3 separate regions of the Homo sapiens genome follow, and all the other regions are linked to region 1. Evidence: chromatin contacts called from ENCODE Hi-C or POLR2A ChIA-PET data. All regions are on one chromosome and are shown on one strand. The core of a region is the stretch at or near the end of the contact, and the rest is flanking DNA. Distances in the headings are between cores, read along the strand shown. Region 1 overlaps KCTD16 (potassium channel tetramerization domain containing 16). Region 2 has its middle 70 kb from the start of ARHGAP26-IT1. Region 3 overlaps NR3C1 (nuclear receptor subfamily 3 group C member 1).

Region 1 (3,039 bases), core at 204-2,703:
GAGCAGCTGGGACTACAGGCGCCCGCCACCACACCCGGCTAATTTTGTTACTGTATTTTTAGTAGAGTCGGGGTTTCACCATGTTAGCCAGGATGGTCTCAATCTCCTGACCTCGTGATCCGCCCGCCTCGGCCTCCCAAAGTCCTGGGATTACAGGCGTGACCTGCTCTGCATTTTCTAGAGATCCCAAGAGTTCATCCAAATTTCAAAACAGTACATGTTCTCCAAGTAGGTTAAGAGCTGTGCGTTAAATACTTTCAGAACTGCTACTCCAGTAGATTTAAGTATAAAGAGCCTGGCATATCTTAGAGGGTCCAAAATGTCTAAGTGCATCCTTTGATATCATTGTTATTTATTGCCTTTATCAATGTGTTTGCAAATTACTGGTGCTACTTAGACACCCTACACATGAATATAAGGCCTTACCATGACAACAGGGCTTGCTTTTGATTATGTTGTGTATAGTTGATCTTTTATCTCTCTTTTGGAACTTCTTTGTAGAAAGATTCACTTTTCAAAGAAGCTGTTCACTCAGTATTGATTCTCAACTTTTTGTGGCAGGGGAGGGGAGGTGAGTATTTGATTAGGAATATTACAATGCCCCATTTGGTGTTTTCAAGCTGACCTCTCACCTGACTCTTTTCCACTCCAAACCCCTATTTCATAACTCAAGTTATTTATCTGTTGATACATTTCTCTTCATGTATATTTGGATCACCTTAGGCACAACAGCTTAAATTTTATTTTGGTTAGATGCCTCTTTATTACATTTGATTTATAGTCATTGAAAAAGTTTTGAGGATAGTGGAGAATCTTCCACCTTTTTACTGATGCTGCTCAATGACAAATTTGCCAGAGGTTGAAATGTCCTACCTACTAACCATCAGCCTAGCCACTTTTGGTTAAGCACCCTTTGTGGGTTAAAGAAAAGAGTTAGGATGAGAAAGCTTACCACCAGATGTATCATTCTAAACTCCATCAGGAAATGCATTCTTAAAACTAACTTTGACTATTTTCTCATGTACTTTCTCTTGACAGACATAAGAAAACAGATCTAGGATGAGAATGCGGCCTTAATGATTCCCTACTGCTAAATAACAGTAAATCTGGAAGAGGTACAAAGCTAATATCTATTAGCTTTTTGTAAGTACCAAAGGACAATACACATAGAAGGATCACATTAACAGAAAAATCCAGATGAAATGTAAGATATGGACAATTAATTACCAACCAAAACATTTGCCTAGACTCAACCCCATCAAAGAAGCCTTGCTGTTGTGATAAGAAGCAAGAAACCTATAATGATGGCAGATTATCAGAGCCTCTTGCCAACCCTGGTGAAAAACAACTCCAGATACATAATTTTTCAGTCTACTATGTCTAAGCTAGGCTCAGACAGAAGAGTGCTGTCTACTAGATTAACCACATCCACTTCCGGTGGGGCTGGAGACGTGGTTACTGAAGCAATGGCTTGTGCAAATATTTTTTGATGAAATCACAGCCTGAAGTAGAAGAGCTGCTGGCAAAAATAATCTAAACAAAGATCCTGGCTGGTTTCCAATAAATAGCCTTCTTTCCTCAAACATTTAACACAACCTAAGACATCTGGAACTTGTAGAATCATTTTTCCAGGCAAAAGCAAAAATTTTACAGAATATTTGATTAACAGCAAGACTCTGGGGTACACAAAGAAATCCAGAGATCAACTGCTAAAGAATAAATTTAATAAACAATTAAGCAATTAAGAAGTCTACCTACTGCCAGCCTCAAGTCATTAATGATTCAGTGAAAACAACTCATTTTCATATTTTCCTCTGTATATGCTTCATCAATAGAATTAAAATCTGAGGAAAAGGGGGAACCCAAGTGATATTTTGTTATAGCTAGAAGAATAAACAACATTTTTTCTCTCTTGCCCCCTGTGTGTATGTGTGTGTGTATATGTGTGTGTGTGTGTGTGTGTGAAATCAGCTCTTACCTTTGAAACTCTAAAATTTATTGACTCTGTTATTTTTTAATCCCTCCCTGTTAGAAATAGAAAGGCAGTGCTAGGAATGAATAGAAAATGAAGACTAAAATATTACCTGAAATTTGCATTCAATATGCATAGTAACAACTATTACAATAATGAGCCAGTACAATGCATTATGTCATTGGCAGGCAGAAAATTGTTATAAGTGGTTTGCAATATCTGTAGCTAATAATCTGGAAAAAAAAATGAGTCTAAGAAATAAATGAGATTTGTCAGATCTTTCAAATAAACATGTAAGAAGATTTGTGTTCTATGAACTATTTTTTATGTTTATGTATATATGGAATTTAGGAACTGAAAAGCCCTAAGGAGTTCTTTGACTATTTGAGGAGTGATTATTTGAATCATGTTTCTCTCCCCCAGTGACACTGTAAGCGCTGAGAGGGAAGGGATCATTATTATTTTTGTTCATTATTATATCCCATCCCCAGCACCTGGCACAGAACCTGACACATAATAGGTGTTGAATAAAGAGTTACTGAATGAATAGATGGATCAATACATCCCTATTCCAGTTTCTTTTTGTCTTCATTATTCAGCTGAGAAAACTGAGGCCAGAAAAGCTACACAGCTAATGTTACATTTCTAGTGGTTAAAAAAGTTAATAATCCTTTACCTTGATCAGTTTGGTAATATTAAAACTTTAACATACATAGAGTATATTGCCCTTGATGCTCTGTCTTTGGATTGGGCATGTGTTGAGGAGAAAATGTGGATACCTGGAAAACAGTTTGGCCTTGTTTAAACAAACTGGTTTTTTAAAGTCCTTCTGCTTTCTTTTAAGAGGTGAGAGAGCTTTGAGACAGACTTTTCAGCTATTTTTTAAAACTACAAATCTAGAATATTGTTAAAGCACATATAAATAAAATAAATGCAATGCTTATGATGATGAATAGTTCTGACTGGCAGCATGTACAATTTTTTATTTAAACTTTAAACCAATTCCCTTAGGCTCTGAACAGGGACAATAAGCCATTAGTTTTTTTTTTTTTCTTTTTTTTTTTAAA
Region 2 (3,039 bases), core at 248-2,747, 930 kb after region 1:
AGGCTAATCAGAAACTCAAAAGAATGCAACCATTTGTCTCTTATCTACCTATGACCTGGAAGCCCCCTCCCCACTTGGAGTTGTCCCACCTTTTCCAGACTGAACCAATGTTCATCTTACATGTGTTTATCGATGTCTCATGTCTCCCTAAAATGTATAAAACCAAACTGTATTCTGACCACCTTGGGCATATGTGGTCAGGACCTGCTGAGGCTGTGTCATGACAGGCCTTGGCAAAAAAATCTTTCTAAATTAACTGAGACCTGTCTCAGATATACGGGGTTCACAGCTGTGAGGGAAAAAAATCAAGAGAAATGAAATCGAAAGCCTACATGAGCAACTTATTAGTTGTGAATCCTTGGGCAATTGTTAATCTTTCTGAGTATATTTTTCATATATACAAGAAGAATATTAATATCTGTCTTCAAAGGGATAATGTAACCACCACAAGGAGATAACATAATGTCAAAAGTTTGTGAATCATACGGTCAACATAAATTTTAGTATTAACAAAGAAAAAGGTTACTATTTTTCTGGCTCACAGAGCCTACTCTGAAGAAAGAGTTTAATGCACAATGCCAGTAAACAATTTGAAAATATCTTCAAAGGCACTGGCCACGGTGACTTATAAAGCAAGGAAGCAAATATTTCTTCTGCAATGTTTAGTAATGACTTTGAAAATCTTGTGTTTGTAGTTGTTTCAATAACATTATTTAACTGTCTGAGGCACTGGAAATAGTCTGGGGCAAGGGAACATAGTCAAGTGATTTAAAATAATTTTTAAATTTCATCTAAATAATGAGTTTTTTTAGATGTGGTTGAAATTTTCAATAAAATCCACCTCAGAGCTGGCAAAAGTTCAAGTCATAATTAAGAATTTTCAATGATTAGCCTATAAGTTCAAGTAAATAACATAACTGAATTATTCCAATGATAGCCTTCAATAGGTAAAAGATAAAGATTTAGAGAAAATGATTATTTTTGTATTGAATAGGCCTTTAAGGCTGAAAATGTGAAAATATGATGATTATACATTTCTTCCAGCAAAATATAGTGGGTCACCATCCACTAGGAAATTTATAAGTAAAAAGATGAACGATAACAAGTATTGGCAAGAATACTAAGAAACTGGAACCCCTATACATTACTGGGAATATAAATGGTACATCCACCATAGAAAACATTTCCTCAAAAAGTTAAACACAGAGTTACCATATAATCCAGCAATCCACTCCTAGATATATACCCAAGAGAACTGAAAACATATAATCACACAAAAACTTGTGCATGAATGTTCATAACAGCACTGCAGTAGTCCCCCTCATCTGTGGTTTCACTTTTCACAGTTTCAGTTACCCACAGAGTCTGAAAATATTAAAATTCCAGAAATAAACAATTTGAAAGTTTGACATCATGCACCATTCTGAGTAGCATGATGAAATCCCACTGTCCTGTCCAGGACATGAGTCATCCCTTTGTCCAGTGTATCCATGCTATACATACACTACTCACCCATTAGTCAGTTAGTAGCCATCTTGGTTACCAGACAGACTATCACAATGGGGTTTGGTACTATCTGCAGTTTCAGGAATCCACTGGGGGTCTTGGGATGTATCCCCCATAAATAGAGGGGGAATTACTGTAGTCACAATAGTCAAAGGTGAAAACAACCCAAATGTTCATCAATTGATGAATGGATAAATAAAATGTGGCCTCTGCATACAATAGAATATTATTTAGCCATGAATAAGAATAAGGTACTATTAAATGCAACGACACGGATGATCCTTGAAAACATTGCTAAATAGAAAAAATCAGTCACAAAAGACCACATAATGTGTGATTCCATTTATATGAGGTGTTCAAAATAGGCAGATCCATAGGAGAGAAAGTAGATTAGTGGCTACCAAAAGCAAAGGGAAGCAGCGGAATGGGGAGTGACTGGCAATGGGTACAAGGTTTCTTTTTCAAGTGATGAAAATGTTCCGGAATTAGATGATGGTGATGGTTGCGCAACTTTGTGAATATACTAAAAACCACTGAATTACACTTTGAAAGGGTGAATCATATCTCAAGTTTTAAAAATACAGTGTGTCAGAGCAGGGTGATGGAACAGATCAAACATGGCATCATCTTTGTGACCGGGGGCCATGAACAGTTTAGCTGCTTCCTACTCAAATACAGTAGGCCACAGATTACATACCTCTTTGTGGCAAAGAGTCCAAAAAACGCACTATCAAATTGCAAACAGGAACCAGAAAGCTAATATACCACCTCTCATATACAAAACTGCCAGGGACTCAGGTGAAAGGCTGGATGTGCTGCAACCTCTTTCATAGTTGATGTGTCCCAAGAATTCATTTTAAAAAAACAGTTTATCAAAAAATATACAGTACAGAGCTGAACAAAACATTTTTCACAAGCACTCCTTGCTCTAGCCAGATCCATCTTTTGGCCTTTAGGAGCACAGGGAAAACGTCTCAGCATTACTTTGTACCCTGAGTACAAATTTATCTAGAACATACTGAAGTTTCTGGAGAGTGAGGTGTTTTATAAGAGATTCTGCTCTGTATCTATAACATGGGAATAAAGCACTGCATTAAATATAATCCTAAAAGGATTCTTTGTTTGCCCTGCCAATTATGGGTATGTGGGCCGAAATCTGCCTCAAAGACAGTAATTAACATCATCAATGATGTTCAATTGTCTGGAAAAAAGCTGAAAAATCTCAATTATAATGAAGATCAACAAAGGGCCAACTAACCAGAACACTAAAATCCACTGATAATAGTTTTTAGCATTCTATCTTTAAAGAAAATGAGTGCAACTTTACTGTTTACACTCCAAATCCAAAATTCTAGGATGTTAGCAGGGGCTGTAAGGGTCAACACACACTCAAGCCAAGTTCGTGACACCATAGATGTGTGTGCTTGAAAGCCAAGGCCTACTTTTGTATTGCTCATGTACACTCAGAACTCAGTACACTGATTAGCATCTAATTACAAGATATCTATAATATCTCTTAATGTTTGATGAGTA
Region 3 (3,039 bases), core at 373-2,872, 830 kb after region 1:
GCCTTTTGCCAATGCAGCTGCACACTGAGGATTACAGAATTCTTTTTAAATGTTTGTAGAATTATTTTTCACTTATTAGGTAAAACGTGTATTTTTTGATTTTCTCCAATTTCAGCTTTCTCATGTTGCTATGCTCAATTTTGTATACCATATATAGTTTTGTTAAATTGACAAAGTGGTGTTTTTTGTTCTTCTTTTTCCCATTGGTTAAAATTTAAAGAGAAAGTGGAAGCTAGAAATTTATCTAAAAAATGTAACTTTCCCTGTAATTATTAAAGTATCAATCTAAATTTGAATTTTCTTTGTGCATAATCTTTTTTCAAGCTATTTACCATGTTGACAAACTTGCTTTCCTGTGGCAAATACACTAGCAATACGTTATAAATATGTAACTTTCAACCTATTTACAGTTGATGCTTTTTTAGCCCTTTGGATTTAAAATACAAGCACTGAAGAGGTGAGGAAGTACCACTGCTGCCTCAGCATTATTTCGAAATTCTGTTTATAAACTATACAATTTCCAAGGTCATGAATCCAGCACCTTTCCAGGTACTAACTATTGGGACAAAGATAGAATTTGATTTTATTTATTTACCTATTGACTGAAGTCTAACTTAAATCTTGCACCTAGTAAGATCTTAGAAATAACGTGTGTACTCTGACCTGTAAACTAATCCTAGTATTCTGTGTGTATATTCTTTCTCATTTGGGCTCTTAAAAGGAAAAGTAACGTACATCTGATGATCATTAGCACTGAGCTTTTTCAGCAAAAAGTATATGTTTATAAAGAAGTATAGGATAATTTAGTAATTTAATAATGTGACAACATTTGCGTGTGTTTTTTTTTTTGAGAAATACAAATTGTGAGAAACAGAAAAGTAAAAGAAGCAGCAGCAGAAATATCACTATAGGATCAAAAGATTGCAGGAACCAAAACTCCAAAATTATTGGGCATAATGTACTAAAAACAGGGCAGTGGAGGAAAGGGACAGTCCAGACTAGCTCTGAGGGTCCAAAGAAAGTATTAAATATTGTTACTGGAGTGATTTGCTCTGCTATTTGGGCTTGGGAATTAAGTGAAATTGTTGATATACTAGACAGATACTTCCCACCCATTTTTCTCTTGATAATCAGGGTTCATTTTTTCTATTTTCTATTTCTCTGGATGCTCCATTTCTTAATATTAATATTAATATTAAGCTCTCAGTCTTTATGCTAAAAATTGGTTATTTAAAACAATTTAAATCAACTTCAGTCTAATTGGCTTAAGTTCAAATCCATTTTAAGATCGATATTGTGTCCTTTAAAAATTTTATTTAAAAGATATTTAAACTGATGAGAGGATACTACCCATTCCACTGATAAACTATTACTGTAAGTTTGTCTATTGAGGGCTAGTTATTTGGTTTAAAAATGCTGAGATTATGGAAAGTGGATTGGAATATTTTGGAGCAATATTAAAAACAGTATCTGTAACAATTTAATAAACTTATAAATTCCTCTTTCTCTGTTGATCTATCTTGAAAAGACACTCTATGTCTCTAGGCATTCCTTCTCTGTGGTGTGATTGGTAGACAGGGAGTAAACAACTTACTGTAAATGGGCACCATGCCAGTTGGCTTCAGGCAGCATCAAGCTTGTGACTCACAGTCAGGGTTAGGAAAATGCCTTTTAACTTGTTTGTCTCTGCCTCTTTTAAACATTAAAGGCACAACTGTACTAATTATTAAGTATTTCATAAGGTCTTTTAGGGCTTATAAGATCTTTTAGGAATGGCCTGGAAGTTATTAGTACTGTTTCATTGAATCTGAATACCTTTAACATGATAATGAGAAGTTTTTAAAGGGTGGTTTTATAGTTAAACGGAATTTCTCAAATTGGCTTGCTCCTTATGTTGATTTATTTAGGATCACATTTGGGAGTTTCTCTGCCCTACTTTCAATGTATTTAATTTACTGACCATCACTATTTGGGGGGAAAATGTTATATGATATTTAGAAACCAAGAGTTTTGGAGTTTTTCCCCCATTAGATGTATTTATTTATTTATTTATTATTTTTTAAAGACAGGGTCTTGCTCTGTCACCCAGGCTGGAGCACAGTGGCATGATCCTAGCTCACTGTATTCTTGAACTCCTGGGCTCAGACTGTCCTCCCACCTCAGCCCAAGTGGCTAAGTATCAAGTAAGAATCACCTGGCAAATTCCAAGGCTGTATACCAGATTTCCTAAATTAGAATTTTGGGGTTGGGTATCTGAATTTTAGTAAAGCCCTCCAAATGTTTCTGGTATTGCTTCTAAGAACAATTGATAACATAATAGCTGTGGCCATTATAGGGGTATTCTGTCATATTTAGATATAAGCATACCTTGTTTTATTGTACTTCCCAAATATTGCGTGTTTATTTTGTTTTGTTTCACTTACAAATTGAAGGTTTGTGGCAACCCTATATTAAGCGAGTCTGTCAGTGCCATTTTTCCAACAGCTTGTGCTCATTTTGTGTCTCTGTGTCACATTTTGGTAATTCTCTCAATATATCAAACTTTTTCATCATTTTTGTATCTGTTACGACCAGTGATCAGTGATCTTTGATTTTTTCTTTTTTTTTTTTTTTTTGAGACGGACTTTTGCTCTGTCACCCAGGCTGGAGTGCAGTGGTTCAATCTTGGCTCACAGCAACCTCTGCCTCCCAGGTTCAAGCAATCCTCCTGCCTCAGCCTCCCCAGTAGCCGGGCCTACAGGCGTGTGCCACCACGCCTGGCTAATTTTTGTATTTTTAGTAGAGATGGGGATTCCCCATGTTGGCCAGGCTGGTCTCGAACTCCTGACCTCAGGTGATCCGCTCACCTTGGCCTCCCAAAGTGCTGGGATTACCGTGCCAGCCTGATGTTACTATTTTAATTGTTTTCAGGCACCATAAACCTCACCTGTATAAGGCACCGTACTTAATTGATAAATATTGCGCATGATCTGACTGCTCTTCCAACTGGCCATTCCCTGTCTGTCTCCCTCTTCCTGGGACTCTCAAATCCCTGAGAGA

What was found. Hi-C counts contacts between places; a loop is a spot of excess contacts on that map. ChIA-PET counts read pairs that join two places held with the same protein, here RNA polymerase II (POLR2A). Pooled maps may share reads with other maps.
Region 2: a pooled map shows a loop between it and region 1 (2.6-fold over the local background). The contact joins two enhancer-like sites. A Hi-C loop is called at or near these places in 1 of 168 maps with a recorded cell type or tissue (naive thymus-derived CD4-positive, alpha-beta T cell) and 2 of 50 pooled maps. POLR2A ChIA-PET finds 5 or more read pairs at or near these places in 1 of 52 experiments (activated CD4-positive, alpha-beta T cell).
Region 3: a map of CD4-positive, alpha-beta memory T cell shows a loop between it and region 1 (4-fold over the local background). The contact joins two enhancer-like sites. A Hi-C loop is called at or near these places in 2 of 168 maps with a recorded cell type or tissue (CD4-positive, alpha-beta memory T cell and naive thymus-derived CD4-positive, alpha-beta T cell), 1 of 37 single-sample maps with no recorded cell type and 12 of 50 pooled maps. POLR2A ChIA-PET finds 5 or more read pairs at or near these places in 1 of 52 experiments (MCF 10A).

What each region holds. Positions count from the first base shown.
Region 1 is chr5:144,186,350-144,189,388 of GRCh38, reverse strand. All of the region lies in intron 2 of KCTD16 (potassium channel tetramerization domain containing 16), which reads right to left. Among named protein-coding and RNA genes, the nearest start is that of KCTD16, 17 kb to the right of the region's middle. Within about 2 kb of position 1,453, at least 14 of the 41 ENCODE cell types and tissues checked have a DNase peak (open chromatin) inside an H3K27ac peak, as active enhancers do.
Region 2 is chr5:143,260,974-143,264,012 of GRCh38, reverse strand. No RefSeq gene overlaps it. Among named protein-coding and RNA genes, the nearest start is that of ARHGAP26-IT1, 70 kb to the right of the region's middle. Within about 2 kb of position 1,497, at least 6 of the 41 ENCODE cell types and tissues checked have a DNase peak (open chromatin) inside an H3K27ac peak, as active enhancers do.
Region 3 is chr5:143,354,499-143,357,537 of GRCh38, reverse strand. The region is part of intron 2 of NR3C1 (nuclear receptor subfamily 3 group C member 1); the gene reads left to right. Among named protein-coding and RNA genes, the nearest start is that of NR3C1, 48 kb to the left of the region's middle. Within about 2 kb of position 1,622, at least 19 of the 41 ENCODE cell types and tissues checked have a DNase peak (open chromatin) inside an H3K27ac peak, as active enhancers do.